2 separate regions of the Homo sapiens genome follow, and region 1 is linked to region 2. The links are chromatin loops, found by intact Hi-C in ENCODE. Cell type or tissue: A673. All regions are shown on one strand.

What was found. A loop is a pair of places that touch in the nucleus more often than their neighbours do. Peaks named below come from ENCODE experiments on the same cell type or tissue, not always from the same donor. Only the 100,000 strongest peaks of a DNase experiment are listed, where the experiment ranks them.
Region 1: it touches region 2 in a loop (2.9-fold over the local background); 1 of 110 quality-filtered maps calls a loop at or near these places.

What each region holds. Positions count from the first base shown.
Region 1 is chr10:72,711,385-72,713,884 of GRCh38, reverse strand. All of the region lies in intron 1 of MCU (mitochondrial calcium uniporter), which reads right to left. Among named protein-coding and RNA genes, the nearest start is that of MIR4676, 8.4 kb to the left of the region's middle. In A673, no CTCF peak of the experiment used is centred here; no DNase peak of the experiment used is centred here.
Region 2 is chr10:72,771,303-72,773,802 of GRCh38, reverse strand. The region is part of intron 1 of MCU (mitochondrial calcium uniporter); the gene reads right to left. Among named protein-coding and RNA genes, the nearest start is that of MIR4676, 52 kb to the right of the region's middle. In A673, no CTCF peak of the experiment used is centred here; a DNase peak (open chromatin) is centred at 1,532; H3K27ac peaks cover 513 bases.

The sequences.
Region 1 (2,500 bases), 60 kb after region 2:
GAACCCTAACAAACAATGAAGAAATAAGAAACATTTTTTAAATTAAAAAAGTCTTAGGCCATCCACTAGTTTCAGGCTTTCACTAGTTTCAGAAACAAGTTTACAAAATTTAGAAACCTTGAAGTACTAAATTAAAAAAAATTCTGGTTCATTTGCCAAGCCACACAAACTCTTTGGTTTAGAGGTTCTGTTTGAAAATGATTGGAAATCATTCCAAAACAAGAAAAATACAAAAGGCCCTTTCACATACCACTATCTCCTCTCCCCATACCTATACTTTTCACGGTAAAATAATTTGTGAAAATTACTACAGAAGTATAATTTGTGTAGTTAGCAAGAAAACCAGCACTAGCGAGGCGGGCAGATCACCTGAGGTCAGGAGTTCAAGACCAGCCTGGCCAACATGGTGAAGTCCCATCTCTACTAAAAATACTAAAACTAGCCGGGCCTGGTGGCAGGCACCTGTAATCCCAGCTACTCGGGAGGCTGAGGCAGGAGAATCACTTGAACCTGGGAGGTGGAGGTTGCAGTGAGCCGAGATTGCGCCACTGCATTCCAGCCTAGAGAACAAGAGTGAGACTTCGTCTCAAAAACAAAACAAAACAAAAAAAACTCTCCCATTACTGGAGGTTCATTCCTGAGGCACTGGAATCTATCAAATAAAAAAGGCAAAAGTATTTTTTCATTCTAATTAAGTTTTAGCCAAAAGACTATTATACCACCCCTAATTAAAATATGCTTAAAATTGGTCACCATTTGTAACAATCTTCAAATTGTACAGATCTCAAATAATTTAATGAGAATGGAAGATTCACTGTTAATAGCATATCTGGCCAGACTTATATCTTGGGTGCCTAACTAACATTTTAATTTTGGCTTGTGTTTGCTTGCCGTAGCGACAGTCCCTGGAAACCATCCAATTTATTAGTGTTTCCCTTGCTGCCTCAGCATTTCTGGTTAATGCACTACAGCAAATCATTTGGAGGGACAACCTGAATGAAGCTCTGCCCTGTGTACTCTGCAAAAATGTTCAAACCATTATCAAGAGTGTTGGAAATGAAAGACAACAGCATGAAATTGAGAAGATAAAATTTTATCAGAGATTGTCTTTTTAAAACAATGACTTCAAAGTAAGAATATACATTGACTAATATGTACAGAATTATTATTAAAACAAATATTTATTTCACACCAACTACCTGTCTCAAAAAGTATGTCCCCTCATTTCTAGACCTTACTTTTCTTTTGCTTGCCCCATAAAACCACGACACAATTCAAGAACAGCCTTTTTACCATAAAAGGCGCATCTCCTTTTACAAAATAAAGCAGATAGTACCCAAATTGCAGATAATTCCAAACACACAGAAAAGAAACAATGAATTAATGCCAACAAATTTCCACCCACAGCTTGTCTGCACTTGAAATATCTGAGAATTTTAGTAACCCAGGCTTTTGTTGCAGCAGCTCAATCCCCCACGAGCTCACTGTTTTGTGGCAGATGCTGCTCTGTATCTTGTACAAGACATGTTCATCTATGTAATAAAACATTCTTCTTCTCTGCCTTCTCTCAGGAAGTACAAAGGATTTTCCCAGGAATATGATAAACGAGGACATTCCACACCAAAAAAGGAAAACTGGTTTTGAAAGTCAAAACAGCATTCCTAGTCTAACTTTAAAAATGACATAATAAATTCCTTTTTCCTGTCCCCCAGAATATTCAGCAAAAAGTCTGTCAGTTAACAGAGGTTTAAATATATGAAATAGAGACAGAAACGCCAAAGTAGTTAAAAATGAATGAACCAGAACCACATGTATCAACTAAATAAGTTTTTTTTTGTTTTTTGGGTTTTTTTTTTTAAGAAACACAGTCTTGGGCAGGGTGCGGTGGCTCATGCCTGTAATCCCAACACTTTGGGGGGCCAAGGCAGGCGGATCACGAGGTCAGGAGATCGAGACCATCCTGGCTAACACGGTGAAACCCTGTCTCTACTAAAAAATACAGAAAATTAGCTGGGAGTGGTGGTGGGCGCCTGTAGTCCCAGCTACTCGGGAGGCAGAGGCAGGAGAATGACGTGAACCCGGGAGATGGAGCTTACAGTGAATGGAGATTGTGCCACTGCACTCCAGCCTGGGGGACAGAGTGAGACTCTGTCTCAAAAAAAAAAAAAAAAAAAAAGAAACACAGTCTTGCTCTATCCCCAGGCTGGAGTGCAATGGCCCAATTATAGCTCAGTGTAACCTCAAACTACTGGCCTCAAGCAATCCTCCCACCTCAGCCTCCCAAAGTGCTGGTATTATAAGTATGAGCCACTGTGCTGGCCTAATTTTTTTTTTTTTAAGTATTAAGAGGGAAAAAAAAAAAAAGGCCAGGCGTAGTGGCTCATGCCTGTAATCACAGCACTTTGGAAGGCCGAGGCAGGCAGATCACTTGAGGTCAGGAGTTCAAGACTAGCCTGGCCAACATGGCAAAACCTCATGTCTACTGAAAATACAAAAATTA
Region 2 (2,500 bases):
CTATATGGTTTCCACTGAGAAGTCTGTTGCCAGACCAATTGGAGTTCCTTTATATGTTATCTGCTTCTTTTCTTTGCTGCTTTTAGGATCCTCTTTCTGTTCTTAACTTTTGAGAGTTTATTATATGCCTTGAGGTAGTTTCATCTGGGTTTAATCTGTTTGGCACAGACTTTCCTGTGCCTGGATATTTCTATCTTTTTCAAGTTTTAAAAAATTACCTGTTATTATTTCTATGAATAAGCTTTCTATCTTTCCTCTTGCTCAGCTCCCTCTTGAACACCAGTAAGTCTTAAATTTTGCCTTTTGAGGTAATTTTCTATATCTTATATACAGTCTTTGTTCCTTTTCATTCTTTGTTCTGCACTGACTGTATATTTTCAAATAGCCCATCTTCAAGTTCACTATTTTCTCTGCTTGATCCATTCTGCCATTGAGAGCCTCCACAGAGTTTTTTCAGTTAAGCAAATGTGTTTTTCATTTCCAAGATTTCTGTGGGTTTTTTCTTTAATTATTTCAATCTCTTTGTTAAATTTCTCTGATAAATTTCTGAACTGCTTTTCTTTGTTATTTTGGAGATCACTCAGTTTCCTTAAAATTGCTATTTTGTGCCAGGTATGGTGGCTCATGCCTATAATCCCAGCACTTTGAAAGGCTAAGGTAGGAGGAACACTTGAGCCCAGGAATTCAAGACCAGCCTGGCCAACATGGTGGGACCATCTCTACAAAATATTCAAAAATTAGCCAGGTGTTGTGGCATGTTCCTGTAGTCCCGCCTACTAAGGAAGCTGAGGTGAGAGGATTGCCTGAGCCTGGGAGGTTGAGGCTACAGTGAGCCACGGTCGTGCCACTGCACTCCAGCCTAGTGACAAGGAAAGACCGTGTCTCAAAACAAACAAACAAACAAACAAAACCTGCTATTTTGAATTCTTAATCAGAAAGCTCACAAACTGCCATCTTGTTAGGGTCAGTCACTGGATTTTTGCTTTGTCCTTTTGGGAAGGTCATGATTTCCTGTTGTTTCTTATGGGTATACCTTCTATGTCTTTGAAGGATTTGTTATTTTGGTTTTTTCTATCTGGCTTGTTTTGATTTTGTTTTGTTTTGAGACAGAGTCTCACTCTGTCACCCACCAGGCTGGAGTGCAGTGGCACGATCTCAGCTCATTGCAACCTCTGCCTCCCAGGTTCAAGCAATTCTCGTGCCTCAGGCTCCTGAGTAGCTGGGATTACAGGTGTGCAGAACCACGCCCAGCTAATTTCTGTGTTTTTAGTAAAGACAGGGTTTTGCCATGCTGGCCAGGCTGGTCTTGAACTGCTGGCCTCAAGCAATCTGCCCACCTTGACCTCCCAAAGTGCTGGGATTGCAGGCGTGAGCCACTGCACCCAGCCTTGTTTTGATTTTTATTAGATGTATCTGCTTAGTGAATCAATATTGCTAAGTCACTGCCTCCTTTTCAGCTCTAGGAAATGATCAAACCACTGCCTAATCTGAATAGGGGAGGTCCCAAAGGGATTATCCCAGCAGTGTGTCAAGGCTGGCTAGGAGTTTGTGCCCATGGGACTTATGGAACATACCTCCTACAGCATGGTGCTGCTGAACAGCCACTATGATTTGGCATTTCCTTTGACTGAGTAACAGAGCAGTTTTCAGGGCTGAGGATGGTAGTCCCACCTCCCCACTTTGTCTCTGCCTGTCCTCAGGCATTTTCTCCCTTCAGGCAGTCACTGTGCTTCCCACAGGTTAAGGCAAGGACAAGTCTCCCGACAGGGAACCCAAGATGGTGGGGAAGTTCGCTGACTACCTCAGCCTCACTGTTTCCAGTGTAGAAGCCATGAGTTGGAAGGAGATTTTACAAACTATTTGTCCTGGGTAGAATGGGGTGGTGGGGCAATGAAGATGTGGAAGTCTGATTCTCCTACTGTCTGCTTAAAATTTTTCACTTCTCTGTGGCCCTACTGGGGCCAGTAGTGGGGAGGAGGGCAAGGGGAGGGAGAGCATTAGGACAAATAGCTAATGAATGCAAGGCTTAAAACCTAGACGATAGGTAGATAGGTGCAGCAAACCACCATGGCACACGTATGCTTATGTAACAAACCTGCACATTCTGCACTCATATCCCAGAACTTAAAGTGAAATTTTAAAACATAAAAATAAAAAATGAAGCTTCCAAGGCACTGGGATGACATTCTAAGTGTTGAAACAACAAAAAAGGTGTCCACCAAAAATCTTATATTCAGCAAAGTGGACTTTAAAAATGAAGGCAGATTATAAATCAGTCTACTATAAAGACACATGTACATCTATGTTTATTTCAGCACTATTCACAATAACACAGACTTGGAGTGAACCCAAATGCCCATCAATGATGGACTGGTTGAAGAAAATGTGCACATATACACCATGGAATACTATGCAGCCATAAAAAAGGATGAGTTTGTGTCCTTTACAGGGACATGGATAGAGCTGGAAACCATCATTCTTAGCAAACTAACACAGGAAT